Linked DNA regions of Homo sapiens: region 1 is linked to region 2. The links are chromatin loops, found by intact Hi-C in ENCODE. Cell type or tissue: PC-3. All regions are shown on one strand. Each heading gives the region's core, and the rest is flanking DNA. Links, peaks and the distances in the headings are about the cores only.

The links. Hi-C counts contacts between places; a loop is a spot of excess contacts. Peaks named below come from ENCODE experiments on the same cell type or tissue, not always from the same donor. Only the 100,000 strongest peaks of a DNase experiment are listed, where the experiment ranks them.
Region 1: it touches region 2 in a loop (4-fold over the local background); 28 of 110 quality-filtered maps call a loop at or near these places.

The regions. Positions count from the first base shown.
Region 1 is chrX:136,917,287-136,933,398 of GRCh38, forward strand. No RefSeq gene overlaps it. Among named protein-coding and RNA genes, the nearest start is that of RBMX, 45 kb to the left of the region's middle. RefSeq lists an enhancer at 7,932-8,071. In PC-3, for the core only: a CTCF peak has its summit at 8,066 (motif pointing left); a DNase peak (open chromatin) is centred at 8,035.
Region 2 is chrX:136,599,372-136,615,483 of GRCh38, forward strand. No RefSeq gene overlaps it. Among named protein-coding and RNA genes, the nearest start is that of LINC00892, 32 kb to the right of the region's middle. In PC-3, for the core only: a CTCF peak has its summit at 9,322 (motif pointing right); a DNase peak (open chromatin) is centred at 8,190; H3K27ac peaks cover 1,825 bases.

The DNA of each region.
Region 1 (16,112 bases), core at 3,555-11,554, 320 kb after region 2:
CACCACGTCAGGCTAATCTTTGTAGTTTTTGTAGAGATAGGGTTTTGCCATGTTGCCCAGGTTGGTCTCGAACTCCTGGACTCAAGTGATCTGCCCGCCTCAGCCTCCCAAAGTGCTGGGATTACAGGTGTGCACCACTGCTCCCAGCCTATTTTTATTTTAAAGATATTTATTTTAGATAGATACTGATGTCCTCCTCCCTTCACCCTGACACATAGGCTCCTTTTCGTTGAAAAATGAAAGTTTCAGGCAAGTTTCAGAAAAGTTTATAGGCTGGGCATGGTGGCTCATGCCAGCACTTTGTGAGGCCAAGGTGGGCGGATCGCCTGAGGTCAGGGGTTCAAGACCAGCCTGGCCAACATGGCGAAACCGATCTCTACTAAAAATACAAAAAAATTAGCCAGGCGTAGTGTTGGGCGCCTGTAATCCCAGCTATTCGGGAGGTTGAGGCAGGAGAATCACTTGAATCTGGGAGGTGGAAGTTGCAGTGAGCTGAGATTGCTCCACTGCACTCCAGCCTGGGCGACAGAGCAAGAATCCATCTCAAAAAAAAAAAAAAATAATAAGAAGTTGTTTATAGTGCCATTGATCATATCAGTGGGAATAATTATACCAATTATTTTCAAAGTGTGGTCTGGGGGCCTCTGAGAACTTTTCAGGGAGTCTGCAAGGTCCAAACTATTTTCATAGTAGTACTAAGCTGTTACTTGCCTTCTTCACTCTCATTCTTTCATGAGTGTACGGTGGAATTTTCCAGAGGCTACATGAAGTGAGATGATGATCTCAACTTCTTGGGAGGCTGAGGCAGGAGAATCACTTGAACCCTGGAGACAGAGGTTGCAGTGAGCCAAGATCACGCCATTGCACTCCAGCCTGGGTGATTGAGTGAGACTCTGTTTCAAAAAAAAAAAAAAAAAAAAAAAAAAAGTTAAAAAACTCCTTTTTTGGTCTAACACACTAAAAGTCAAGTTTTGATAATTTATTTGAAGAACTATTAGATAAATATAGTAGCAGAGAACAATGGGCTAGAATAGAGTCCAGAAAGAGACATAAATATTTATGGAAGTTATTTATGGGAATTTCAGTTTATCATAAAGGTGGTGTTTCTTTCTTTTCTTCTTTTTTTTGAGACCGAGTCTCGCTCTGTCGACCAGGCTAGAGTGCAGTGGCACACGATCTCGGCTCACTGCAACCTCCGCCCTCCGCCTCCTGGATTCACGCCATTCTTCTGCCTCAGCCTCCCGAGTAGCTGGGACTACAGGCACCTACCACCATGCCCGGCTAATTTTTTTTTGTATTTGTAGTAGAGACGGGGTTTCACTGTGTTAGCCAGGATGGTCTCGATCTCCTGACCTTGTGATCTCCCCGCCTCAGCCTCCCAACGTGCTGGGATTACAGGCATGAACCACGGCGCCCTGTGTTTTTTTTTGAGATGGAGTTATGGAGTTTCAGTCTTCACCCAGGCTGGAGTGAAGTGGTGCGATCTTGGCTTACTGCAACCTCCGTCCCCCAGGTTCAAGCAATTCTCCTGCTTCAGCCTCCCGAATAGCTGGGATTATAGGCGCCCACCACCATGCCCGGCTAATTTTTGTATTTTTAGCAGAGACGGGGTTTCACCATGTTGGCCAGGCTGGTCTCAAACTCCTGACCTCAGGTGATCCACCCGTCTTGGCCTCCCAAAGTGCTAAGATTACAGGCGTGAGCCACCGTGCCCCACCAAAGGTGGTGTTTCAAATTAGCGAAGACAGTTCAATAAATGATGTGGGGACTGACAACTGTTTCAGGACAGGAATAAAATGATCTTGGTCTATACTTCAGTCCTTATACCCAAATGAACTACAAGGGAATTAAAACTTTAAACATTAGGAAGATAGAAGAAAACATGGAATGAGGAGGCAAGGTACTGTATAAGCTCCAGAAACTATAAAGGAAATGACGGATGAATCTGACTATGTAAAAATAAAAACAAAAAATCCTTCTACATGGCAAATAAAATAAATAGCAAAGTCAAAATGCAACTGATATACCAAGAAAAACTATTTGTGATTTGGGGGTGATGAAAGATTGATTTCTTTCATCCAGAGCCCATATGCAAACCAATCAGGAAAAGGCAAACAGACCAAAAGAAAAATGGGCAAAGGCTACAGTCTGCTTTACAGAAAAATAAATGCAAATGGACAAAGAACATGAACCTATACTCAACTGCAGCCATAATTAAAGAGATACAAATTAAGACAACACTGAAAAGCATTTTTTTTTTTTTTTCTGAGACTGAGTCTTACTTTGTCGCCAAGGCTGGAGTGCAGTGGCTCGATCTTGGCTCACTGCAACCTCTGCTGCCCGGGTTCAAGTGATTCTCCTGCCTCAGCCTCCCAAGTAGCTGAGATTACAGGCACCTGCCACCGTGCACGGCTAATTTTTGTATTTTTAGTAGAGACGGGGTTTCGCTATCTTGGTCAGGCTGGTCTCGAACTCCTGACCTCATGATCCACTCGCCTCAGCCTCCTAAAGTGCTGGGATTACAGGCGTGAGCCACTGCGCCCAGCCGAAAAGCAATATTGTTCATCTGTTGGATCTACAAGCATATTAAAGGGTGATGCCTAGTGCTGGCTAAGATGTAGGTAAACACACTATTATAGTAAATTGATAAAGTCTTGCTGGAGGACACTTGGCTGTAGCTAGTAAAATAGAAGAAATGTGTGATAATGCGTAGTAATAGCAAAACTTATGAAATAACACACAACAATAATATATATATATGTATATATATATAACAAAATAAAAAAAGATACATATATTTGACCTGGTAATTCCACTGCTAGGAATTCATTCTCCAGATAACCTGCAAAGGCTTGCCAATATGCACATCCTGTGAGTGTGTTTAGATGAGAGAGCTCTTGGCAAGGCTCAGTTGGTGGAGTCCCACTGTGACCCTCAGCTGACTATGTTGTGTTAGTAAGACAGTGTGTATAGAACAATAACTATGGTTAAGTGAAACCTCTGCTTGTTTTTCTTTTTGTTTTTTGTTTGAGAGGGAACCTCACTCTGTCACCCAGGCTGGAGGGCAGTGGTGTGATCTTGGCTCACTGCAGCCTCTGCCTCCAGGGTTCAGGCAATTTTCCTGCCTCAGGCTTCCTCAGGCGTAGCTGGGATTACAGGCACGCACCACCTAGCCCCGGTTAATTTTTGTATTTTTTTAGTAGAGATGTGGTTACACCATGTTGGCTAGGCTGGTCTTAAACTCCTGACCTCGAGTGATCTGCCTGCTTTGGCCTCCCAAAATGCTGGGAATACAGGCGTGAGGCACCGCACCCGACCTTCTGCTTATTTTTCTATATTGATCATGTACCACTTTAGCTTATGGAATTGTGGCAATACAATTTCAGTTTGTACATCTACTTTGATTTGCTGTTTCTGCATTCTTGTTTTAGCACTGTATTAGAGGTAGTTTTTTCAAAATTCATGCCAACATAAATAGCTTCATCCCCAGGAGATGATCAGTGCAAAAGTTTCAATTACTCCTGTCACTTTTTTTTTTTTTTTTTGATGGAGTCTCGCACTGTTGCCCAGGCTGGATGCAGTGGCATGATCTCAGCTCACTGCAAGCTCTGCCTCCCGGGTTCATGCCATTCTCCTACCTCAGCCTCCCTAGTAGCTGGGACTACAGGCGCCCGCCACCATGCCCAGCTAATTTTTTGTATTTGTAGTAGAGACGGGGTTTCACTGTGTTAGCCAGGATGATCTTGATCTCCTGACCTCGTGATCCGCCCGCCTCGGCCTCCCAAAGTGCTGGGATTACAGGCGTGAGCCACCGCACCCGGCCTCTCCTGTCACTTTTAAAAAAGTTACTCCTCATATCTATTGGCTGAGGAGATGGAAGTGTTTCTGGGGATTTGAGATGCTAAGATGATGATGTTTTAGGCCCACGGCCATGGCACCTACTTTTGTTCTATTCAGCCTACTGAGAGGTGACAGTGTGCTGGCAGCCCTCACAGCCCTCCCTCGCTCTCAGCGCTTCCTCTGCCTGGGCTCCCACTTTGGCGGCACTTGAGGAGCCCTTCAACCCGCTGCTGCACTGTGGGAGCCCCTTCCTGCGCTGGCTGAGGCAGGAGCTGGCTCCCTCAGCTTGCGGGGAGGTGTGGAGGAGAGGCGCGGGCAGGAACAGCAGCAGTGTGACTTCCGGGTGGGCGTGGGCTCGGTGGGCTGCACACTCAGAGCGGCCAGCTGGCTCCGCCGGCCCGGGGCAGTGAGGGGCTTAGCACCTGGGCCAGCAGCTGCTGTGCTTGACTTCTCGCCGGGCCTTAGCTGCCTCCCTGTGGGGCAGGGCTCGGGACCTGCAGCCCGCCATGCCTGAGCCTCCCCCCGCCATGGGCTCCTGCACTGCCGGAGCCTCCCCGACGAGCGCCGCCCCCTGCTCCATGGCACCCAGTCCCATCGACCACCCAAGGGCTGAGGAGTGCGAGTGCATGGCGTGGGACTGGCAGGCAGCTCCACCTGCGGCCCCGGTGCAGGATCCACGGGGTGAAGCCAGCTGGGCTCCTGAGTCTGGCGAGGACTTGGAGAACCTTTATGTCTAGCTAAGGGATTGTAAATACACCAATTGGCACTCTGTATCTAGCTCAAGGTTTGTTAAACACACCAATCAGCACCCTGTGTCTAGCTCAGGGTTTGTGAATGCACCAATGGACACTCTGTATCTAGCTACTCTGGTGGGGACTTGGAGAACCTTTATGTCTAGCTAAGGGATTGTAAATACACCAATTGGCACTCTGTATCTAGCTCAAGGTTTTTAAACACACCAATCAGCACCCCGTGTCTAGCTCAGGGTTTGTGAATGCACCAATCGACACTCCGTATCTAGCTAATCTAGTGGGGACGTGGAGAACTTTTGAGTCTACCTCAGGGATTATAGATGCACCAATCAACACCCTGTCAAAACGGACCAATCAGCGCTCTGTAAAACAGACCAATCAGCTCTCAGTAAAATGGACCAATCAGCAGGATGTGGGTGGGGCCAGATAAGGGAATAAAAGCAGGCTGCCGGACCCAGCAGTGGCAAGGCGCTTCGGTTGTCTTCCATGATGTGGACGCTTTGTTCTTTTGCTCTTTGCAATAAATCTTCCTGTTGCTTTCTTTGGGTCCACACTGCCTTTATGAGCTGTAACACTCACCGTGAAGGTCTGAAGCTTTACTCTGGAAGCCAGTGAGACCAGGAACCCACCGGGAGGAATGAACGACTCCAGACACACCGCCTTAAGATCTGTGACACTCACCGCGAAGGTCTGCAGCTTCATTCCTGATCCAGCGAGACCATGAACCCACCAGAAGGAAAAAACTCCGGACACATCCGAACGTCTAGAAGAAACAAACTCCAGACACACCGCCTGTAAGAACTGTAACGGTCACCGCGAGGGTCCGCGGTTTCATTCTTGAAGTCAGTGAGACCAAGAACCCACCATTTCTGGACACACTACCATGCCAGAGATCCAGGTAGGTCTCTGGATCTTTGAGACCCCCACCTCACACCTCCTTATTATGAAACATTATGGTTTTTACAATTACAAAAGTAGTATAGGCTTGTGAAAACCTCCTACAAAACTCTTTATTTGGTATAGAGTTCCAAGAGTCTCCTCGTAATCCTCTCCAATTTTAATAAATTTTTTTTATGTATACTGTGTATAACTTCATGTGAGATTTTATATATGTATGTATGTGATCTTTTATGTCTTTACTGAGAAGTTTATGATGGACTTCTTTCCATGTTCATATATATATAATACATATTTTATATCTATATCTATATTTGTTATTTATTTATTTTTTTGGAGACAGAGTCTTGTTCTGTTGCCCAGGCTGGAATGCGAGTGGTGTGATCTTGGCTCACTTGCAACCTCTGCCTCCGGGGTTCAAGTGATTCTCGTGCCTCAGCCTACCAAGTAGCTGGGATTACAGGCATGTGCCACCACACCCGGCTAATTTTTGTATCTTTAGTAGAGACAGGATTTTGCCATGTTGGCCAGGCTGGTCTCGAACTTCCGACTTCAAGTGATCCACCTGCTTCGGCCTCCCTAAGTGCTGAGATTGTAGGCGTGAGCCACTGTGCCTGACCCATATTTTTTATTAATAATGATGTGGTCAACATTCTTTCACCTCTTTAGTCTCATCTGTAAAATGGAAATAATCAGTGTTCTTTCACCTCTTTAGTCTCATCTGTAAAATGGAAATAATCATAGCGTATACTATAAAAATTAGCTGGGCGTGGTGGTGCGTGCCTGTAGTCCCAGCTACTCGGGAGGCTGAGGCCTCCAAAGTTGCAGTGAGCCAAGATTGCGCCACTGCATTCTAGCCTGGCAACAGAGTGAGACTCCGTCTCTAAAAAAGAATCGTGTGTACTGTAATACACAGGGTTGTTACAAGGATAAATAGGATAATACTTGTAAAGTGCTAGAGCAGTGTTTAATACATAGTAGGCACTCAATAAATGACAGCTATTGTTGTACAGCCATCTATGTAGTCTTAATTATTTAGGATAATTACTAATTATTTGCTGGGTCAAAGGATACGGACTTTGTAGAGGTGGGGTCTTACAACGTTGTTCAGGCTGGTCTCCAACTCCTGGGCTTAAACGATTCTCTACTGATAATTACTTTAGGGTAATTAGTAATTAATAATTATCCTAAAGTGGTTGCTGGGTCAAAGGATACGGACTTTTAAAAAAACAACCCTTTTGTTGTAAAATACAGACAGAAAGCCACAGAGAACAGAAATAGCATTTAATGAATAATTACAAGGGGGACACCTTCGTAAACCACAACAGGGCCAAGAATAGAATTTGGCCAGGTACCTCAGAAGGATTCCATGTGTCCCTGCCCATTTACAACATGCTGCTTTCTCCCAAAGTAACCACTATTGTAACTTTTATACTAATCACTTCCTTGAGTTTCTTTTGTAGTTTCACCACCTAAATATACTTCCCTAGACACTATATTTTATTTTTATATTTGAGATGGAGTCTTGCTCTGTTGCCCAGGCTGGAGTGCAGTGGCGCGATCTCGGTTCATGCAACTTCCACCTTCTGGGTTCAAGTGATTCTCCTGCCTCAGACTCCCAAATAGCTGGGATTACAGGCGCACACCACCGTGCCTGGCTGATTTTCATATTTTTAGTAGAGATGGAGTTTTACCAGGTTGGCCAGGCTGCTCTTGAACTCCTGACCTCAGATGATCTGCCCACCTTGGCCTCTCAAAGTGCTGGGAATACAGGTGTGAGCCACCACGCCTAGCCACAGTATAGTTTAAACTTGACTTTTTATATGTCTTTTGTCAACATTTTACTATGAGCATTTTCAAACAGAAAACTTGGGTGGGCCAGGCGCAGTGGCTCACGCCTATAATCGCAGCACTTTGGGAGGCTAAGGTGGGAGGATCGTTTGTGCCCAGGAGTTGGAGATCAGCCAGGGCAATATTGCAAGACCCCATCTCTCCAAAAAGTTTTTAAAAATTGGTGCATGGTGGCATGCATCCGTAGTCCCAGCTACTCAGGAGGCTGAGGTGGGAGGATCGCTTGAGCCCAGGAGGCTGAGGCTACAGTGAGCTGTGATAGCACAACTGCACCCCAGTCTGGGTGATAGAGTGATACCCTGTCTCAAAAAAAAAAAAAAAAAAAATAGAATTATATAGTGGACACTCATCTATCCAACATTTATATTCTGCAATTACCATTTTGCTCTATTTGATTTATCACATATCTGTCCATCCCTGTATCATTCAATCCAATCCATTGTGCATGTTCCTGTGTCCTATATTTCCTGCAAATTGGCAGCTGGATCCAGTGGCTTGATCAGATTCAGGTTTGGCTTCTTTGAGAAGGTGAGGTGGCAGTTGTGTTCTTTCATCAGGAGGCACATGATTTTTTTTGTCTCTCTTTTTTGTTGTGATACCTGGGTTCATTCATTCATTAGGGGCTGCAGCATGCTGAAAGAAAACAGAAGCCTGTGGAGTGAGCCAAGATCAACCAGGAAATAAACCCTTTCCCTTGCGATGTCTCTCCAGCGCCCTCTACTGACAAACCTGCTTTAGTGCCAGTTTGTAGAGGTAAACTATTTAAAGGGTCTGAATTATTTTCATGGGGGGCAAAACTCATGAATTTGGAGCTGAGAGGCAATATATCAATAACAGACACACCTTACACGCATGTACGGACCAGATAAGGAAAACTCTACATATTTCCAGAAACTTATCTGTGTGCAGCTCTGTTCTCTCTGGTCCTCTGCTCCATGAATTCTAGTGCCTTTGGCCTCCCTGGACTTTGAACTTTGTTTTCTCAACCCTAGGAGACTGCAGGGCTGTGCATGGATACCTTTTCCCTGTGTCACAGCCTGGAAATTTTATCTAGGAAGTAAGCTGGAGGCAATAGTAGGGCTTATCTTATTTGTTCCCCTTCCCTAGGTGATCACTCTTATATTTCTTGTCCAATGTTTGGAAACTGTTGCTTTACATATTTTACTCATTTTTAAAGTTGTGTAAGTAGGAGGGTAAATCTGGTCTTTGTTATTCTACCATGTCTTGGGCCAAGAAGGAAGTCCCACCTCCTTATTTTCTTTTTTAAGAAACATATTTTTATTTATTTATTTATTTATTTATTGAGATGGAATTTCGCTCTTGTCGCCCAGGCTGGAGTGCATTGGCACAATCTCAGCTCACTGCAACCTCTGCCTCCCAGGTTCAAGTGATTCTCCTGACTCTGCCTCCAGAGTAGCTGGGACTACAGGCACCTGCCACCATGCATGGCTAATTTTTGTATTTTTGGTAGAGATGGGGTTTCGCCATGTTGGCCAGGCTGATCTCGAGCTCCCGACCTCAGGTCATCCACCTGCCTTGGCCTCCCAAAGTGCTGGGATTACTGGCGTGAACTACTGTTCCCGGCCTGTTTTATTTTTAATTTTAATTTTTACTTTTAAAGTTGACAAAGTGTTTATATTTACGGTGTACAACATGCTGTTTTGATATATGCTTGCATTGTGGAATGACTGAATCAGGCCACCTTTTTTTTTTTTTTTTTTTTTTGAGACAGAGTTTCACTCTTGTTGCCCAGGCTGGAGTGCAGTGGCGCAATCTTGGCTCACCGCAACCTCCACCTCCTGGGTTCAAGCGATTCTCCGGCATCAGCCTCTTGAGTAGCTGGAATTACAGACATGTGCCACCATGCTTGGCTTATTTTGTATTTTTAGTAGAGACGGGTTTGTCCACGTTGGTCAGGTTGGTCTTGAACTCTTGACCTCAGGTGATCTGCCTGCCTCTGCCTCCCAAAGTGTTGGGATTATAGGCGTGAGCCACCGTGTCCGGCCTTGCTTTCTTTTTGTATGCATTTGCTTGGTATAACTTTGCTTATCCTTCTATTTTTAAGTTTTCAGAATCTCTTTGTTTTAGATATGTCTCTTGTGTACAACATATTGTTTGTTTGTTTTTGAGACCGAGTCTTGCTCTGTCACCTAGGTTGGAGTGCAATGCCATGATCTTGGCTCACTGCAACCTCTGCCTCCTGTGTACAAGCAATTCTCCTGCCTCAGCCTCCCAAGTAGCTGGAATTACAGGCATGCGCCATCACACCTGGCTAATTTTTGTTTTTTTAGTAGAAACGAGGTTTCACCATATTGGTCAGGCTGGTCTCGAACTCCTGACCTTTTGATCCACCCGCCTCGGCCTCCCAAAGTGCTGGGATTACAGGCGTGAGCCACCACACTCAGCCTATGTCTACACTTTTTATTTATTTTTTAATTTTACTATTATTTTTTGACAGAGTCTCGCTTTGTTGCCCAGGCTGGAGTGCAGTGGCACAATCTTGGCTCACTGCAACCTCCACCTCTGGATTCAAGTGATTCTCCTGCCTCAGCCTCTCAAGTAGCTGGGATTACAGGCATGCGCCACCATGCCCAGCTAATTTTGTATTTTTAGTAGAGATGGGGTTTCACCATGTTGGCCAGGCTGGTTTCAAACTCCTGACCTCAGATAATCCACCTGCCTTGGCCTCTCAAAGTGCTGGGATTACAGGTGTGAGTCATTGTGCCCAGCCTATATCCACACTTTTTAGGAACCTCTTTCTTTAGATGGTCTCATGCAGTTTCATTATGTGTTTAGTTATGGATTTGTTTTCTTTTTTGCTTTTAATCCTGTTTGTAATTCCTTGGGTTTCCTTTATTACTGTCTTCTATCAGTTCTGGAATTCTCAGCCATTGCCAGATATTTTCTTCTTTCCTTTTGAGACTCCATTTAAAGCTATGTTAAATGCTCCTTATTTTCTGCCCCATATATAACTTCTCTTCTATGTTTTCCTTTTTTTTCTTTGTGTTATGTTTTCCTGGCCTATCATCCAGTCTGTAAATTCTCTCTTCACCTGTTTCTTATTTTCTGCTTTTGTTTTTTTTTGAGACAGAGTCTTGCTCTGTCGCCTGGGCTGGAGTGCAGTGGTGCCATCCTGGCTCACTGCAACCTCCACCTCCTAGGTTCAAGCGATTCTCCTGCCTCAGCCTCCTGAGTAGCTGAGACTACAGGTGCCCACCACCACGGCCAGCTAATTTTTGTATTTTAGTAGAGACGGGGGTTTTACCATGTTGACCAGGCTGGTCTCGAACTCCTGACCTCAAGTGATCCACCCACCTCGGCCTCCCAAAGTGCTGGGATTACAGGTGTGAGCCACTGCAACTGGCCCTTGTTTTCTTTTTCATGCATATATTTTCACACTTGCTTTTTTATTTCTTTTAAATATATTAACTTTAGTTCATTTAAAATCTGCCTCTGATAATTGCTGTATCTGAAATCTTTGCAGGTTTTTTCTAGTTCTTGCTCATGATGTCATTTTTCCTTTTGTGCCTCATTATTTTGAGTACATACTCATTGTCCTTGAAAATCATTTGTGGGGTTTCTTTAAGTTGTAGGGTCAAAGTACATTGCTCCAGAGAGGACTTTCGTTGACTTCTCCAAAGTGTCTTTGGGGATTACCAGTCTGGGACCATCTTAAAACAAATTCACAACTTGAAATTCCTGGGCTACCTAGGTGATATGAATCCAGCCTGTAAATTTGTTACAGGCGGTCTCTGGCCAAAACTTTTCTTTTTTTTTTTTTTTTGAGACAGACTCTCTGTCACCCAGGCTGGAGTGCAGTGGGGTGATCTTCGCTCACTGCGACTTCTGCCTCCTAGGTTCCATTGATTCTCTTGCATCACCCTCCCAAGTAGCTGGGACTACAGGCACACGCCACCACGCCTGGCTAATTTTAGTGATGGGGTTTCACCATGTTGGCCGGGCTGGTCTCGAACTCCTGACCTCAAGTGATCTACCTGCCTCGACCTCCCAAAGTGCTAGGATTACAGGTATGAGCCACAGCACCTGGCCTGGCGAAAATTTTTCAAGGCCAGTTTTATTCCTCCACCTGTTCCCGGCCACCCCCTTGTTTGTTTAGTATCAGGGCAGTCTTCCTAAGTTTGTTGGAGGCATGGAGCAGGTTTACTTCTGGCTCACCTTTACCTTGAGGGTGTGGCCTTTTGGGGGAGGTGGGTGGTCTCAGCTTCACGTACAGAGGGTCTCATACTAGCCTTTTCATCTGGGAGGGCCCTGGGCCCTGAGTTCTTTCCTCCTCAACCCATGAGGCCACCAAAACTGAGGTCCACGTTTGTCCTGATCAGCAGTTATCCTCAGGGCAATAGCAGCATCAGTGCTCCCTACCAAGCTTACCTCACTGGTCTGCTTTCCTTTAGAAATTTGCATGGTAGTTCCTTATTTTCTTGTCAGCTGATGTTGCTTTTAGGGAGATATGTGCTGCATTTTATTTAGCACTTGTAGTTTTCAGCAGGAGATTTGGCCCAAATAAGATTGAAATTGGAAATCTAGTTAAATTTTAAAGCACACACCTACTATAGGAGGAAGGAAATTAACATTTATTTACTCTCTTATTCTGTACTAGGAGCTGTGTTGGGTCTTCTCATATCATACAGCCAAAAAAAACGTAAGGTCGAGAAAGATTAATTGACATACAAAAGATTGCATGTGGCAACTTTTCAATTCCAGCCCAATATTTTGTTTTTGTTTGATACAGGATCTCACTCTGTCACCCAGGCTATAGTGCAGTGGTGCAATCATGGCTCACTGCAGCCTCCACCTCCTGGGCTCAGGTGATCCTCCCACCTCAGCCTCCCGAACAGCTAGGACCACGGGCACGCACTACCATGCCCAGCTAAGTTTTCTATTTTTTTGTAGAGACAGGGTTTTGCCATGATACTCAGACTGGTGTCGAACTCCTGGGCCTTGGCCTCCCAAAGTGCTGAGCCACCACGCCTGGCCCAGTCCAATGTTTTTCTATCCGGATTTCGCTTTCTTTTCTTTTTGACGGAGTCTCGCTCTGTCGCCCAGGCTGGAGTGCAGTGGCCGGATCTCGGCTCACTGCAAGCTCCGCCTCCCGGGTTCATGCCATTCTCCTGCCTCAGCCTCCTGAGTAGCTGGGACTACAGGTGCCTGCCACCATGCCTGGCTGATTTTTTTGTATTTTTGGTAGAGACGGGGTTTCACCGTGTTAGCCAGGATGGTCTCGATCTCCTGACCTCATGATCCGCCTGCCTCAGCCTCCAAAAGTGCTGGGATTACAGGCGTGAGCCACTGTGCCCGGCCTCTTTTCTTTTTTCTTTTCTTTCTTTTCTTTCACTTACTTTTCTCAAGACAGGGTCTCACCCTGTCACCCAGGCTGGAGTGCAGTGGTGGGATCTCGGTTCACTGCAACCTCCTCCTGGGCTTAAATGATCCTCCCATCTCAGCCTCCTGAGTAGCTGGGACTACAGGCGTGTACCACCACGCCTGGTTCTGTTTGCTTTCTACTATAGCAAACTATGTCTTGTATTTTTTGAGTACCTACAGGGTCTCAGCTTTGAGGATACAGTTAAGAAGTGCCTGACGTGTATGGTAGATCAAAAATATTTGTTGGGCTGGGTGCAGTGGTTCACGCCTGTAATCCCAGCACTTTGGGAGGCCATGGTGGGTGGATCACCTGAGGTCAGGAGTTCGAGACCAGCCTGGCCAATGTGGTGAAACCCCATCTCTACTAAAAATACAAAAATTAGGCTGGGTGTGGTGGCCCACACCTGTAATCCCAGCACTTTGGGAGGCCGAGGCAGGCGGATTGCCTGAGGTCAGGAGTTTGAGACCAGCCTGGCCAGCATAGTGAAACCCTGTCTCTACTAAAACTACAAAAATTAGCTGGGCATGGTGGCAGGCACCTGTAATCCCAGCTACTTGGGAGGTTGAGCCAGGAGAATTGCTTGAACCTGGGAGGCAGAGGTTGCAGTGAGCCAAGATCACACCATTGCACTCCAGCCTGGGCGACAAGAGTGAAACTCCATCTAAAAAAAAAAACGTGTATATATGTATATATATATAGGGGTGTGTGTGTGTGTGTATATGTGTGTGTGTATATATGTATATAAATATAAATCTATAAATATAAATATATTAAAAAATATATAAATATATATATAAATATAGAATGAGTAAAAGTGAGTGAATGAATGACTTGTAGCATGAAGAGCTGCAGACAAAACTCCTCAGACACCAGATTAAAGAAGGAAGAGGTTTATTCGGCTGGGAGTGTCGGCAGATTTGCATCTTAAGAGCTGAGCTCCCTGAAAAAGAAATTCTTGGCCTTTTTAAAGGCTTACACAACTCTAAGGGGTCCACGTGAAAAGGTCATGATAAATTGGGCAAGCATGGGGAACGTGACTGGGGGCTACATGCATCAGCTAACAGAACAGAAAGTTTTGCAATGCTTTTTCATACAATGTCTGGAATTTACAGATAACACAAGTAGTTTAGGTCAGGGATTGTTATTATTATTACTTTTTTAACTTCTAGGGCCGCGGTGGTGGTGCCAAGGTTGTCTGGCTGTTTATCTTTTGTTTCTTTCCAACTTTTTGCTTTCTCTCTTTTCTCCTGTTTTGTGAACTAGGCAAGGTGGGGGGAGGAGGGCAGCAGGAATAGTAGTGGTCTCCTTCCTTATCCCCCTCTTTGAGAATTTCACTAATTAGTGGAGTTCTCACTTTTATTTTTACTTTGAGTCTCTTTGCGAGACAGAGTGATAGTGTTTTATGTAATACACTTGTGCTGAAGTTTTTTGACAAACCATGGTAGCTACAAAACCTTTTATCATTTGAAGGAGCAAGCGTAATACACAGGGGAGCAGCAAGCAAGTTTCTATTACTAGTAATACACTTACAATGAGGGTTTTAAATTCGCTTACAGCTAGAAACTATTTTCTAAATATAGACCTAGGATCAAACCTGTGTTAAACCTGTACAGGCAAATGTACCAACTTTGTCATGTCCTAAGCAGGTTAGTTCTTTTACTGGGTTTTAAAAGCTTTTTCGTAGCGAGTAACACAGTATTTCTTAATAATGGAAGTTTTTAAGAGCCAGATGCTTGAAATTGTGGCGTCTGTTTGGGGAAAGAGTTAGTTAAAGTAAAGTTATCTTGAGGCATTAACTCTTTTGCTTCTCAAGGCCATTGGTCTCTTATGTTAGCCTTTTTATAAACATAACATGAGGAAACGTCTAGGCTGCCGGCAATGTTTTCAGCCAGCTGAGCAAATAGGTGTTTTTTTTTTTTTTTTTTTTTTTTTTTTGCTAAAGGAGGATGCTCTGGTAAACTTCTGGTTTATATGTTGAAAGAATGACTTAAAGACTCGGAATTGTTGCTGGGTGGGATGGGCCTGGGTTTCCTGACTAAGTAGTATGTGTACAGTGGGGATACCTTATATAGGTGTTTCTTCTAGCATGGTTATGGGGGGTAACAACAACAAAACAATGTACAGCATATTCATATCCAGCAAAGACAAAAGAGGTCCTTACCTGGGAAAAAGGTTGAATACAGAGACAGAACAATAGGAAAACAGGTAGTATTACAGGAAAACTACTAGTCTTAAGATTTTTAACTACATCACTTGGCTTGGTAAGTCCTTAAGCTTTGGCTGTGAGTAGACTAGTCAGCTGCCAGTGTGACTAGAGCAGGGCTTGTTTCAAGCTTCAGCCATGCATAGACTGGTCAGCCTCTGGAGTGACCAGAGCAGGGCTATCGTCCTCAGCAGCAGCTTGGTCTCATCTCAGGATCAGCCGGGTTGGATGATCTGTGTCCTGCTGGCTGGTCTGCTTGTCCTGAGCTGCCAGTGTTAGCTGACTGGGATGGATCTGAGACACAACACCTGCAACTTCTAACAGCAGTAGGAGTAGACAAGATTACAGTATAGGGCCCATCCTATATGGGTCCTAGAAAAATTAGATTTTACTTTTTTACTTTAAACAGAGTCACTAGATTTAAAGCGGTGTCAGGCTTATAGGCATTTGTATGTATTTAATTATGAACACTTTGTATGGCTATTTCTAAAAACTGCATTTGCTTTCTTAAGGTTAATTCCTTTAGTTCCTGGAGGTCACCTCTAATTTGACCTGTAATTTGGGGGTGGCTGACCGAACAAAATCTTACAGAACAAATACCTAGTTTGTTTGGTGGGGGTGCACCTGACTCGGAGGAGGACCATAGGCAAAAACCTGATTTTATCTTAAATGTATTTCCTGGCAATATTTTTTCAGTAGCTGCTCAAGTGTCCAGTTCATGCATTCCACCTTATCTTGAACTTTGCGGCCAATAGGCTGTGTGTAACTTCCATTTTAACAGTCTTGTTAAATCTTGCACTAGTTCAGCTACAAATGCTGGCCTATTGTCTGACTTTAAAGTTAGAGGCAGTCTAAACCTGGGGATAATGTCTTTTAAACAGTACTTTAGTTACTTTTTGTACTTTTTCTGTCCTGGTGGGGAAAACTTTAACTTACCCTGAAAAGGTGCAAACAAGCACTAGCATGTACCGATAGCCTCCAGCATGGGTCAGTTCTGTAAAGTCTATAAGCAAGTTTTCACAAGGTATGGCTCTTTCTCCTGTTTAAGTTTCTTGGAGGGGTTCTTTTTCTTCCCCCCCTTTATAACTCTATCTAGTGGCTTAGCCATCAGTGAGAAATTGGAGTCCAAATACGGCAGAATCCTGCTGCTTTTAACTTCTAATGTGACCATGGGCTCCTGGGAGCC
Region 2 (16,112 bases), core at 4,636-12,635:
CCTGCTATGTTCTTCTGGAACTCTGTTGCACACAGTGACTGGTAAAGACATGGGCACCTGATCCAAGCTGTGTCAATTAAAATCCTTCCAGGGACTTTGAATACATGGGCATAGAAAGAGTGAATAGAAAGTCCTCTCTGGAAGCAACTCTGGGGCAGGGGGGTATGAGTACAGAACTGGCCAGCTACCATGCATCAGCGGTGTGGGAGAAGACTGAGAGAATGAAACTGACACTCATGCAGAGGTGGGAGACAGAAAAAAGAGGGAGGAAGGGTGGGAAAGGAGAGAGAGAATGAAAGAGAAATAGACAGACAGAGAGAAATCCTGTTAGTTACTCAAGTCCTTTGTTCTAGTTGTTCCTGCCTTCCCATGGCTCGGTTACATGATCACCAATAAGCCTCTTTTTTTTTTTTTTTTTTTTTTTTTTTTTGCCTAAGCAAAATTCCACCTGGCTTTCAGTCACTGGAAACCACAACAATCCTGACAAATATACACACAGAACATGCTATTAGCTCCAGAAAGAAATGAAGAGCCTTACAGTCTCCAAGTATTTTCAGCTCAAGACAGTTTTTCTATCAAAATGACTTTTCTCAAGAATGTCCACTCTTCCTCCCATGGCAATGACCTAGGAAGAAAAGGAAAGAGAATGGGTTGACATTCCTAAGTACTTGTGCATGAAACGGGCTTTACAGATCATCTGGTCAAACTTCCATTGTACAGATGGGGAATGGAGCCCAGGGATGATGTGCAACTTTGGGAGCACATCATCCCTTCCCCTCCCTGAACTAGAATCGAGTTCTGGCTCTATTACTAACTTTGTACTAATAATGTTTGTACTAATACAAAAATTTGTTACTAAGAACAAATATTATTAGTAATATTACTAATAATTATTACTTATTACTAATAAGTTAGTAATAGAGCCAGAACTCAATTCTAGTTCTCCCAATTTATTCTGACTCACTAGTTTCCTACAGGCCTCCAATCTGAAATTCTGTAAATGAAATTGCAATGCAATTTTTTAAAACACCAAACTTTATTTTATTCCTGGAATACACATCACTCCCCACCCCCACTCATTCTATTTCTTCAAGTTCATGAATATGTAAAATGTCAAGAATTTTAAGTTATATATCTGCTGGAGGGTTACTGTGGCTGTGACACTTAAAATTTTAGTTCTGCAAGCTATTTTGATTCATATCCAATGCTTGACTCTGACATGAAGGTCTAATGAAAAATCAGGCCTCTGGCCTTTTTGTTTTCATCTTGTAGAACTACTGCTACATTTGGCCTTTTAAAAATGATGTGACCAGCTTTCATTTTGACAATTGCATCCTCAAGACTTCCAGAAACTGATGAAATTGTCATTGCTGTGAAATTATCCTGCAATCATTGTGAATATATATATATAGTGAATATATATATATATAATCTTTGTGAATATATATATATATATATGGTAAGTTATAATGTGACTCATGTCCACTCATGTCATTGTCAGGCCCTTTAATATTTCTTCAGAAGGAAATGTGTGCAAGTAAGATATTATTGCTTATTATCAATCAGTCCATTGATTAATCAACCAATCAATCATTGAGTACCAAGTAGGTGCCTAGCACTATTCTAGTTGTTTCAGGAACAAAAGAAATGTAAGGCCCTGAGATATTTAAAAGTATATGAATGCAGATATATTTCCCATCTTAAACATGCAGCAGCTTCCCCATGGTGGCTTACTTTTGTTACAATAGGAAGTTATATGGTAGAGTGGAAAGAACATGGACTTTGGAGTCAGGCTGTCCTGAGTTTGAATGTGTATTACTAAAACTGTGCAAACCTGGAGAAGTCACAGCCCACCACTGCCCCTCACTCTCCTCATTTGTTAAGTTGGAATAATAATAATAATAGCAAAAGTATCTACCTTTATCTACCTTTCAGGGTTGTTCTGATAATTAAATGTTATCATTTACCTGGCATAGATAGGTGCCCAATAAATGCTAACTAGTATTGTAATGAATATGATATATGTTTAGGTCCAGTTGTTCAAGAGAGTATGGTAACTCAGGAAGGTTTAGCAAGCTTAGTAGGCAGCAGTATGGTGTAGGAATCCAGAGCAAGGGCTCCAAAATCCGACAGAATTTGAGTTGAATCCCAGCTGTACCACTTTAACTTGTTGGGTGACCTTGGACAGATTGCTAAACTTCTCAAGTCTCAGTCTTTTCATCTCTCAAGTGGGGATAACGGAATCTACCACAGAGAACTGTTGGCACAACTTAATGAGATGATGACTGGAAAGAACTAGTGTACCACCTGGCACAAAACACTATTTGGTCACGTGTGAAGCTGTTAACATCTGTGCTATAAAACGCCATGGTCACTTTATAAATTACTGTTATTGAGACATCCTTTTGCTTTCCAGTATTCACAGGTAAGAAAAACTGAGCCATTCTTTATTTCCATCTGTTTTTGTCATTTAAAAATAGCATTCATAGCAGAGACCTAAGGATTACTTTTAAGAAGCACTTAAAGATTTTCAAGATAGTGCATCAAATTGCAGGAAGTCTATATTATTTTTCAGAGTAGAGTTGTAGATCTTCAGCAGTTACTCCTCCAGATACTAATGTACTAAGTAATCTACTGTTTGAGGGGTTTTCAGAGAAAAGGTACTTTGTAAATATATAAAATTGCTTACACTGAAATAAAATAAATCCTTTAGGTACTCTGAGATTATGTACACTAATATTTTATATATACGTCCAACTGCTAATATGATTCTAAAGGAAAGGAAAGAAAATACAAGATCAAGAGTGCACTTTTCAAATGCATTTTGTAGAAAACAAAGACTAAAAATTTTTACTGTATTAAAGCACTGCATTAAGAATTCTCAAGTTCATGTCCTTTGTAGGGACATGGATGAAATTGGAAATCATCATTCTCAGTAAACTATCGCAAGAACAAAAAACCAAACACTGCATATTCTCACTCATAGGTGGGAATTGAACAATGAGAACACATGGACACAGGAAGGGGAATATCACACTCTGGGGACTGTTGTGGGGTGGGAGGAGGCGGGAGGGATAGCATTGGGAGATATACCTAATGCTAGATGACGAGTTAGTGGGTGCAGCGCACCAGCATGGCACATGTATACATATGTAACTAACCTGCACAATGTGCACATGTACCCTAAAACTTAAAGTATAATAAAAAAAAAAAGAATTCTCAAGTTAAGTTTCTGAAAATAAACACTTTTTTTGAAATGGAATAAAAAGATTGCACTGGAAGCAGAGTCATGGAGGAAACAGAAGAAAGCTAACATTCATTGACCATCAGTCATATTACTTGATCTCATTTAAACCATGCAACAATCCCATGAGGTGGGTGGTATTATCCCCATTTAACAGAAGAGAAAACTGAGGCCCGGAGAGGTGAAGTAACTTGTCTGAGAGCACACAGCAAGTCCGTTATCAAACCGAGGCCTATTTGACTCCAAGCTCCATGTTCATTCCAGATCTATCCCTTGTGCTGACACCAAAAATCTGAGTACTCCTGAATATGTCATTTACCTTATTCATGTCTTGTATCTGTTCAGTGGCATTTGGCTGCAAGTAGTAGAGTAACTCGCTAACACCAGTTTACACCATAAATACATCTAATTTTCTCACATAATAAAAAGTTTAGAAAGATGTGGTTACAGGGAAGGGACCACAGGTCAGATCCCCAGTTCTATCTTTCCACTATGCTGCCTTCCATGGGCAGGAGATGTCTCTCTTAGTCTAAAATGTACTTAGCAGCTCCAAGCATCACACTATCACCTGACAACCTCCAAAAATAGGAAGTGAATGTAGGGAAAATACTTTATATATGCCTCTCTCTTTGATCAGAGAGGGAAATCTTTCCCAGAAGTCCCCCAGTGAACTTCCCCTTGTTTCATTGACCCAACCTAGGCCACACAGACACCTATAAATACGGCAAGAGGAATGGGATGACCATGCTTGGCTTGGACCAGTGATGATAATGACTAGGGACACCTTCCTTGAGATCAAGAGCTCTTGCCTAGAAAGCCTGACACAAACAGGGTTCTGCTATCAAGTAGGACATAAAGACAGGAAGGCCAATGAGCAGGCACCGAACAGTGTTTGCCCCAGCCATCCATTTCTCTATCAACAAGTAAACACGTTGCTCTGGGCCACCTCTTAGTGAGATTGAGGAGAAGACTCTAGCTGCAGTTAAAAAACAAAGCAAAGCAAAAGCCTGAGACATATAAATACACATAATCAACACATGCAGTGTTAGCTCAAACTCCCAAATAGCACTCCTTCCCCATCTCTCAAACTACACTTGTCTTTTTGTAAATTCTTTTCTCCATCAAAGCTGTCCTTGACATTCCTTTTAAACTAATGTTTATAGATGGAGGTTCTAGGCATGGGAGGAGATAGATAGGTCCTTGTCCCTCTCTGGTCTCCCTCCTCTGTCCACCTCACCATTGTAACATCTGATCTCAATCACTCTGGATTGATGAAATTATTTTGTCCCATGCTATTCATAGAAAGAAATAAGATACAGGGGAAATGATAGTCTGCTGCAGTAAGATAACAGATTCAGAATATTTTTTTCTATTTCATTTCTAAGATAATTATATTTAACCTCAAATCTATCACAATCAGAAATTTTTCGACCACATTTTGTATTGTGCTAAAAAAAATCAACAGTAGTCATATTTTTTAAAGCAGCTGTCAGATTTAATCTTGTAACAGTTTATTGACTCGAAACACCTTAAATAATGGTTTGGGGATCTGTACTGTAGCAAGAATCTTCATTTCTTATTTTGGATTCAATATTACAACATCAGCCTTCTACCTTAAGGAAATGTAGAAACCGAATGCTTTTCAAAATGTTTCATAACCTTTCTAAAATTGCAGCACTTTATTAAAATGGCATTTAAACTGTTTTTAAAATGTACCTTGGATTCTTGATAACACTATTATTTTGATAACACATTGATTTATTTTCCTATCTGTATAGGAAATGCTGTGGGTTTTTTTCCACAAATTTTTCCAAAAGACTTATGGCAGGCCATCTTTATCTCTCCAGTGCAGTGACTCAATCATCATTTCAACTTTTTCATCTTTTCTTTTAAAATGCTTATTGAATCAGGGAAAAAATTGAGCACCTAACTCTTCTGTACAAGTGGCAACTCCATTTATCTCCTCAAAAAAACAAAAATGAAGTGGAGAAAAAGTAATTATCTTTGGAAGACAATCAGTACTCACTGTTGACTGCCAATCTAGAATACCTCACCTCAACTTGGTCTCAACAGCCTTGGGGGAGGAAAGGCAAAAAGGCACTCAAATTATCAGAACTAATTGCCTCCTATTTGGCCTTGATTTTGCCTTCATTTATGCATTTAGTCATCTGCTCACTCACTAAATGTGCCCCTCTTATGTGCCAGGCACTGACTGTTCAGGCACTAAGGAGATAACAATGCACTAGACAAAGATCTCTGCCCTCAAAGAGCTTATGCACACTGTGTATTGGGAAAAACTGACATCATTCAATGAAAACACAGAGAGTAAAAGCATTAAAAAACTTTAAAGTGATCCCAGAGTGGTTCAACATCCTTAATGGATTGATGAAATCTCTGGGACCTAGAGGACCTAAAGTCATACAGCTGGTCCATGGGGCTGGATACAGAACCTATATCTCCCAAATAATCATTGCTAATGTTTACTAAGTGCACTGTGCTTTACATGTATAGGTTGAACCATACAAAATTGCTGTAATTTGATTGGTTTTCACCTACAGAAATGAGAAATTCAGAAAGTTCAGCCTATTTTTATCACATTAAATGCTCACAATTCTTTAAAGTCAATAATACATTATCTCCAATTGACATGTGGAGAAAATTAGGCAGAGAGAGGTTAAGTGACATATCCATTTGATATGACTGGGTTTTGAACTTGGATCTTTTTGATGCTAGGGCCAGAGCTTTTGGCTCTATACTATGCTGCCTCCTGAGTTAGTGGCTGTTAATTTCCACTGTGCTGTCTCTCACCCCAGGAATCATACAATCAGTGAAACATTTAAAAGCAGAAATCTGAAGAAGAGCAAATGAGTGTCCATATAATGGATTTCATTAGAACAGAGCAAAGCCATTGATTTCATCTTCCAAATGGAAATCTCCAAAAAGAGACTGGTGTTTCTGGTAAGAAGTACATCAAAGGCCTTTGTCCTAGGTGAAGGAGGGGTAATGAGAAATCAAAATCATCATGATGGAAATTTGAACTCCTTCGATGGTCTGGAGCACCACCTTCTTTCTGTTCAGGATTATTTGTTTAGTTTGCTTCATGACAATAGAAAAGCCTCTCCCCTTATGAATCTCAAAGAGAACGCTGAATGACATGAGGGCAACCGTCAAAATCCTTAGGTTTGCTTGGGTTCTGGTGTAGAGGCAAAATTTAGTTGCTTACCAGTAATTTTTTTTTAGAACTAAGCATGTCTAATTGGTTCTTTTCAAATTTACCAATCAGATGAATCACTTTACTTCCCCAGGGGGCCAAAGAAGAGAAGAACTTACTATTAATTCCTGGGGGAAAAAAATGCACTGACAAATATTTCAAATCCATATCATGCCTGTTAACAGACAAGTTATTGGGGTAGGAGTCATGAAGAAATTAGCCAAAGACAAGAAGGCCTTCAGAAGATGTGTTTGTTGTTGATGATTTGTAATTGTTTATTTCATTGAATGAAAAGATTTTTCTTTCTTCGACACAAATCTGTATAGCCTGTCCCCGTTCTGCACACCCTACCCAGCCTGCCCTGTCAAGCAACTAGCAAAACTCAAAAACGAGCCCCAGGCCTCACTCAGATTGACCTGCAGTGTCCCCTGAAGTACAGGCATTATAATGAACATAATGATGGCAGTTAAGGGAAGAGTGTGGCTTGTTCCATTCCTTTTGATTAGACATAAAACAGAAACATATGTTTTTACTACCCTTCTCATCTTTGGCAGTATTTTTCTGTCATATGTTGTATAGGGACAATGTAGCTTCATGAACAACTTTTTCTTACAAAATGTGAGCTTGCAAAACAATGCAAATGTCTATCGATAGAGAAATGGATAAGTAAGTTACAGTGCATCCTTCAACAGATGCGTATACATCCTGTGAAAAGCAGGAAGTAGATCTGTATATATCCACATGGGAAGATCTTTGAAATATGATATTAAGTGAAAAAATGGGACACAGAACAATATGTGTATTACAATCCCATTTGCGTTAAAAAAAAAGGAAAGAAAACTAAAGATACATATATATGAGCAAATAAAGTCTATAAGAAAACACAAGAAGCTATTGATAGGCCAGGTGTGGTGGCTCACGCCAGTAATCCCAACACTTTGGGAGGCCCAGGCGGGCAGATCCCTCGAGCTTAGGAGTTCGAGACCAGTCTGAGCAACATGGCAAAAACCCATCTCTACAAAATACAAAAAAAAAGAAGAAGAAGTATTGACAGTGGGTGTGACTTCTGGGTGGCGTAAGGGGACAGAGGTGTTTTCATTTGGTCCTGTACTGTTTGAGGAGGTGTGTTTGAGGAGGTGTTTTGTTTGTTTGTTGTTTGTTCAGGATTTTGTTTTGTTTTGTTTTGTTTTGTTTTGTTTTGCAATGACTATGATACTTTTGTAAATTTAAAAGACATTTTAAAGAGTTAATGATAAAATCTGTATTTATAATAATATGCAAGTGGAAAAAAGAGAAAGAGAGCTGAAGTGAGCCAGAAATTTGTATTTTTAAGAAGTATCCCAGACAATTCTGATGCAGGTGCTCCAAGAATTATACATATATTTTAAATTTATATTTCACTTAAAACTTTTAACATTTTGACACGTTTCTTCTATCTCTCTGGATACATGTGGTGTGTGTGTGTGTAAATTCTGGAACACTGAAAGGTTGCAGACATTTGTCATTTGTTGACAGAAAGAGTCAAACTCTGTAAAATATTTGAAGAGATTTATTCTGAGCCAAATATGAGTGACCGTGGCCTGTGACACATCCTTCAGGAGGTCCTGAGAACATCTGCCCAGGGTGGTTGGGGAACAGCTTAGTTTTATACATTTTAGAGAGGCATGAGACATCAATCAAATATTTAAGAAATATATTGGTTTGGTCCAGGAAGGTGGGACAACTCAAAGTAGGGCAGGGGGTGGAGGGGGGCGTTCTAGGCTACAGGTGAATCTAAACATTTTCTGGTTGACAATTAATTGGTTGAGTTTGTCTAAAGACCTGGGATTCATAGAAAGGGAATGTTCAGGTTAAGGTAAAGATTGTGGAGACCAAAGTTCTTTTCAAGTCTTATAGTGGCTGCCCTTAGAGACAACAGATGACAAATGTTTCCTGTTCAGATCTTAATCTCTTTTGGATTGGGAGGATCTGGAAGAAAAATATCTAGCTATGTTAATAGAGTTTCTTTACAGATGTAAATTTTCCCCCACAAAGAATGGCTTTGCAGGGCCATTTCAAAATATGGCAAAGAAACTTGTTTCGGGGTAAAATATTTTTATTTTCTTCCTTGTCTCGTAATGTTATGCCAGAGTCAGGTTGGAAAGTCACAATATATAGGGTTAAATAAAACCCATCTGATGAGAATTTATTATTTGTAGGCCATGACTCCCCAGGCCCCTTAGATAGGAATTTGGGTAAGATTAAAAAATCAGAGTTTAGTCCTCATATTTTAACAGCACTTCAACCCTAAATACTTCAGCATGTATCTTCTAAGAACCATAAGCACAATGTCACTATCATACGAAGACATTTAACATCAAATGAGTAATGTTAAAAACAGCCAAAATTCATATTTCTCAAATTGTCTCACAATACCTTCAATAAATTGTTTACTGTGATTTTTTTTTTTTTTTTTTTGAAACTGGGTCTCCCTCTGTCACCCAGGCTGGAGTGCAGTGGCACGACCTCGGCTCACTGCAACTTCCGCCTCCTGGGTTCAAGAGATTCTCCTGCCTCAGCTTCCTGAGTAGCTGGGATTACAGGCACGAGCCACCATATCAGGCTAAATATTTTGAGTGAGTGATTGACTGTATCATATATAGTTATATAAACACATAGAAGAAGATCTGTAACCACACTGAACTAGTCATAGTGGGTACCTCTGGGGAGTGGAATTATGGAAGGAGAACTTTCACTTTTTACTTCATAGGCTTCTCTACTAGCTGAAAGTTTATAGCAAACATATCTCATCTTTGTAATTAGAAAAATACCAAAATAGGGATTATTAAAAGTAAAAGAGCTTGAAAGAGCCAAGAAGCTGCTTAGCAGAACATATCAGGCAGCAGGTGGCAGGATTGCCTCAACTTCTGCTTCCCTCTGCCAGGCTAGGGTGCACCAGAGCCCAAGTACATGCTGGCGTGGCACCGGCAGAATGCCAGGAAGAGTGGTGTGAATATGGGGCAAAGGGCTGCAATTAACATATAGCGCCGTGTGGCCCCTGGCCGTCAGTGGCTGCGGACTTACTTCACATTTGTAAAATCTTCTTTGTGGCTTCCTGCATGCTTTGATTCATGGGATTCTACGGCATTGCCCTGCCTTTGAGAACCCCAAGGAGATTCCTACAGCTAACTTCCGGACAGTCAACCAGGCATTCAAATTTACCAGTGTCAGTTGGCTCTAGAATGACCTCTGCTTCAGGTTGCTAAGAATTTCCCAGGTACTGGCTGAGGAGTTTGGGGTTATTGTTTTGAAGCCTTCATAGGTTCATGACTGTAGTCTGTGTACATCTCTATAAATGCATATTTGAAGAAGAAAAATCTAGAAAAATGTGTTCATTAGACACTTTTCCCTCACCCATTTCCTCAAGGTTCTTCTCATTCTATAACAGCTGCCCTCACCAGAGGCATTTCTAAGCAGGATGGTTTTGTCCTTGCCAACATAAGCCAATGGTTAGATGAACGATACCGTGATATGTAGACGAGGCAGAAGGCAGAAGGGCAAGGCAGTGCTCTTGCTGCCAGCCAAGTCTGACTATCTTTTGTGCCACTCTGCTTCCAGGATCTGCTGCAAAGCTCACCTTGGGTTAAGATTTTGCTGTAAGATCCCCTTCCCTGCCAAAACCTGCCACACTGAGACATGCACACGTGTGCACACACATGTTGATGCACACACACACATCTAGCTCTGGCCAGGAAGTTCATAAGAAGCCTTTGCCCCTCTTTATTTTACCCAGGCACCTCTTCCTTCACCCACTCCATGCTGCCAGCTGGCCTCAGTGCTGCTTGGCCAATGTCCATCATCCTGCTGAACTTCCACTGTTGCAACTTGCCTCCCTCTGCACTCCAAACTCCTGACTCTATACCCATTCTGCATAGGCTTCAGTCAGGGCTCCTTTGGACTCAAGGAACAGAGACCCATTCGAGCTGGTTCAACAACAAGCTGTGGGTGTTGGTGGGGCAGGAAGGTGGGGCATAGGTCATTGTAAGGAGACCAAGATCTCATGGTACTCCCAAGACAGCCACCATAGTGGGACCTGGAACAGGTAGCAAGGCAGCTACAATTTCTGGTTCTCTCTCCAGAGGCCCATGATATTTCTCTTGGTGTCTCTGCTCCTCACAGTATACCTGCTCCATTCTCCTCTTTCTACTGACTGATCTCCTCAGAACTTTTGTCCATACATGGCCCCTCACGGTTGACCGAGCTCCATGTCTGTATTATAGCCTTTCAGTTTCAGTATATTAGTCTTTCAGACTCCCAGACTCTTGGCCTTCCAATACCATACCCCCAAGAGAGAAATCCGATTTCCCAAGCTCCAGACCACAGAGGTTCTACATAGAGCATGAACCTGCCTAAAAGGGGGTCATCATCAGATCAGATGATCACCAATCCTGCTGCAATCAGACAAGACTGGGAGCGGGGGCAGTTTCTATAGACATTTAGCGTCCCAGGAGTGATGAGCAGATCCCCTATGGGTGGGCAGGGAAATTATAATCATCTCTAGTACAGTAGGCCTGGAAACTGGTCTGGTGAAAATCTAGACCCAAGGGCTCTGTCTACCTACCAGTATTTGAAAATCCTGCGTGATATTCATGTGTCCCATCTAGTCTTAGAAACTCCCAGAATTTTCAGCTCCTAAGCCCCATCAGGATGATGCCTTTCCTAGCCCCTGTTCACTGGTCCCCATTGTTTCCATTTAAGTTTCTTTGTTGAAACAATATGCAGTCTATTCATACAATGGAATATTATTCAGTCATAAAAAGGAAAGAAGTACTGATACATGCTACAGCATGGATGAACCTTGAAAATATTATGCTATGCAAAAGCAGCAAGACGTAAAATACCACATACTATATTATTTATTTTATTTATTTATTTATTTGCTTATTTATTTATTTATTTATTTATTTATTTATTGAGATGAAATTTCACTCTGTTACTCAAGCTGGAGTGCAGTGGCACAATCTCAGCTCACTGCAACCTCCACCCTTTAGGTTCAAGCGAGTCTCATGCCTCACCCTCCCAAGTAGCTGGGACTACAGGTGCATGACACTACGCCTGGCTGGCTGGCTAATTTTTGTATTTTGTGTATATATATATATATATATATTAGTAAGGACGGGGTTTCACTATGTTGGCCAGGTTGGTCTTGAACTTCTGACCTCAAGTGATCCACCCACCTCAGCCTCCCAAAGTGCTGAGATTAGAGGCATGAACCACTGTTCCTATACATATGATTTCATTTATATGAAAGTCCAGAATAGAGAAACATAAAGAGACAGGAAGAAGATTAGCAGTTGCTTAAGCTGGGAGGCTTGGCGATAGAATGAGATAGCCAGAGGATACACAGTTTCTTTTGAGGTCATGGAAATTTTCTAAAGTTGGCTGTGGTGATGATTGCACAGATCTGTGTGTATATAAAAATTCACATCTCTCAAAATTTCAGAGGCAGAACTGCAAAAAGACTTTCCTAGGACTACTGAGAAATGTTTAAGTAAAAGAAAAATATTAGACACTCTCTAGCTTCCAATAAGCTTTGCCTGGGCATAAGATAACTCATGAAATAGAAAGAGGTACAAATCCCAGCAAAAGATAGTCAAGCATCGTAGTGAAATTCCATGCCAGAGCTCACGATTCTCCCACACTAGTAGGAAGAATGACAGTGTAAGGGGATATATGCATGGATGATGGCATCAGATTTTGCCAAGGAGTTGGTGGAGCCTAACAGAGCAATTGCTTTTGCCTGCGGGAAGTATCATATTTAGGTCAAAACAGCCAGTGTTAGGCAAGGGGTGGCAGGAAGGGCATAACTATTTTGGAAGGCAGAGCATGGCTCAACTTGTTTTACTGACTGAGTGATTTTCCATGTACAGTGGTCATCCCTTATCTGCAGTTTCGCTTTCCGCGGTTTCCATTACCTGAGGTACAGTACAATAAGATATTCTGAGACAGCCAGACACGGTGGCTCATGCCTGTCATCCCAGCATTTTGGGAGGCTGAGGCGGGTGGATCTCCTGAGGTCAGGAGTTTGAAACTAGCCTGGCCAACATGGTGAAATCCCGTCTCTACTAAAAATACAAAAATTAGCCAGACGTGGTGGCACATGCCTGTAATCCCAGCTACTCGGGAGGCTGAGGCAGGAGAATAGCTGGAACCTGGGAGTCGGAGGTTGTAGTGACCCAAGATCGTGCCACTGCACTCCAGCCTGGGTGACAAAGCGAGACACCGTCAAAAAAAAAAAACAACAAGCAAACAAAAAAAGATATTCTGAGAGAGAAAGATCACATTCATATAACTTTTATTACAGTATATTGTTATAATTGTTCTATTCTCTTGTTAGTTATTGTTGTTAGTCTCTTACTATGCCTAATTTATAAATTAAACTTTATCATAGGTATGTATATATAGAAAAAAACATAGTGTATATGGTACTGTCTGCAGATTCAGGCATCCACCAGGAGTCTTGGAACGTATCCCCCATGGATAAGGCGGAGGGACACTACTGCAACAGCAGCATCTGTAGAGCTTCATTCAGGATAGCTATTATCTCATAGCATTTATAAAGGTAAGCAGAGCAGTGTTTCTACAACTAATAGCATAAAAGAAAAACAGGGAAAAGACCTGTACAGAGGGGGTGTGTCATGCAAGAAAAAAAAACTAGAGGGCAAACTTTTTCAAGAGTGACTCCCAGAAAGCCTTATTTATTTATGAGATGGAGACTCGCTCTGTCGCCCAAGCTGGAGTGCAGTGACACAATCTCGACTCACTGCAACTTCCGCCTACCAGGTTCAAGCAATTATCCTGCCTCAGCCTCCCAAGTAGCTGAGATTACAGGCGCCCACCACCATGCCTGGCTAATTTTTGTATTTTTAGTAGTGACGGGGGTTTCACCATGTTGGTCAGGCTGGTCTCAAACGCCTGACCACAGGTGATCTGCCTGCCTCGGCCTCCGAAAGTGCTAGGATTACAGGCATGAGCCCCAGCGCCTGGCAAGCCTAATTTATATTACTCAGCTCTCAGTTTAAAAGTTCGGCATGTCTGTTAGGAGTTTTCGAATTTATTCAGCCATTAAATACTTTAAAATTATAATCTATTGCGAACACACCAGCAGGTACCCATGGATAGCACATGCAGATAGCAGAAAGCAAAACATAGTTTTCACAATTAGTTGTTGCTTACAAATATGACCAGGATGTGATTCATATGCTGATTTAGTCTTTATTACAGAATTGTGTGTGTGTGTGTGTTGGGGGGCGGGGGGGGAGGGGAAGGGTCTCACTCTGTCACCCAGGCTGGAGTGCAGAGGTGCAATCTCCGCTACTGCAACCTCTGCCTCCTGGGTTCAACCAATTCTCCTGCCTCAGCCTCCAAAGTAGCTGGGATTACAGGTGTGCGCCACCATGCCCTGCTAATTTTTGTATTTTTGATAGAGACAGGGTTTCACCACGTTGGCCAGGCTGGTGTCGAACTCCTGGCCTCAAGGAATCTGCCTGCTTTGGCCTCCCAAAGTGCTGGGATTACAGGCATGAGCCACTGTGTCTGGCCAAGAATTTTTAAATAGAGAAATTAAATCAAGTTAAGTGTATCAAAACATGATGTTGAGTACCTTAAACATACACAATAAAAATTAATAATAAATCTTGCCTACTTCCATTGGGCAACTTCTTGTTGCACCTAAAAATAAGAAATTAGATCACTTTAATACTAAAAACTGCAAAATATAACAAGATAGAGCAATATATATTTACATTTTTATATGAAATATGACACAGAACACAAAACATTTACACACGAGAACAGTGAACTGTTCCTTCTCAAAAGATATCCCATAACGCCCATTTAATATTAAGAATGAAGTTCCATTATCCTTATGTCAGGTATAGTATTACGTTTATTCCTGTTTGCTTTTTCTTGTTTTACAAAGGTCTGCGTAGCAAAAGGAAGAACACAAAATGCATATTTTGCAGCATTTCCAACTCTTAGATTAGACTGCTCCCAAACTCATGAATTATTTCATAAGCTGTTGAAATAGCTGCTTCTTTCCAATTTTTAGAAAGTGGGGCTGGGATGGGCCATCCCTACTTAGAAGTATTCTGGTTTTTTGTTTGTGTGATACAGACACAGTGTGAGAGACATAAATCTCTGCTTCTGGTGTTAAAGTTCCTTCTTTCCGTCACAGGCTCATGGAGAATGAACAGATGAAAAACACACATTTAATAGACAAGACACAATGCATTATATGACAAATACATGTAACTGGAATGATAGCCACTGCCTGTCCCCTCATCTCTCTATGTCAGGGTTGCTAGGACAGAAAAATCCTCATTCAGCCTCCATTCCCAGAGATTGCAGGAGAGAGCCAGTCCTTGGAATTTGACCTGGCCTCCAAAATAAAGAAAATGCTTTCCATTTCTTCTGCTAGTTTTTGGGGTTGGTGACTCTGGGATAGGCCTACTTTTTATGCCTCTGGAATGCTCTTCTCCCTTGCCCCTTTGGGCACAGTCTGAAAGGGGAAGCAGAGCTCGAGAGGGCTAGCTGGGCAGGTTTTGTGAAGCTTTGGAAAAAATTTCTCTCCTTTCCAGTATGAATCAGACTGGACCATCCTTGATAACTAATGGGGACCCATGAGAGGTATTAATCCAGGAGAAGCAGATCATCTCCTAAGGGTATGAGCTCTCGAGTCAGGCTGCCTAGGTTCAAATCTACCATTTACTAACTGTGTGACCTTGAGCAATCTTGAGGTTACTAGCTGTGTAAGCTCCCTGAGCCTCAATTCCATCATCTGTAAAATGTTGATAAAAATAGTCCTTACATGATGGAGTCATTGTGACAATTAAATTGCTACATCTCATTGATTCTAAGGCATCACCAATTATAAGATAAACCATTATTTTATGTACCACTAAGAAAGAAAATAACAAGTTGCTCCTTAAACTCTATATGCCACTGATTTTGAGACACATCCTGGTTTCAGAAATGTTAAAACGTGGGCCAGGCGTGGTGACTCACACCTGTAATGCCAGCACTTTGGGAGGACGAGGCAGGCGGATCACTTGAGGTTAGGAGTTCGAGACCAGCCTGGCCAACATGGTGAAACTCTGTCTCTACTAATAATACAAAAATTATTTTGTGGTGTGGTGTGGTGGGTGTGGTGGTGTGTGCCTGTAATCCCAGCTACCTGGGAGGCTGAGCCATGAGAATCGCTTGAACTTGGAAGGTGGAGGTTGCCATGAGCCGAGATCGTGCCACTGCACTCCAGCCTGAGAGACAGAGTGAGACTCCGTCTCAAAAAAAAAAAGTTAAAATGTGAAATAGATGCATTTATTTCAGAATCAATGAGATACAGTAGTTAATACTGATCAAGTACTTAGAGCAGTGCCTGGCATATAGCAAGTGCTCAAAGGTTGCTATGATGCAGTGTGATTTCCCTAAAGCAAGCTTGTCCAACCCATGGCCTACAGGCCGCATGTGGCCCAGGACAGCTTTGAATGTGGCCCAACGCAAATTCATAAACTTTCTTAAAACATTATGAGATTTTGTTTCATAATTTTTTTAAAAGTTTATCAGCTATCGTTAGTGTTAGTGTATTTTATGTATGGCCCAAGACAACTTTTCTTCCTC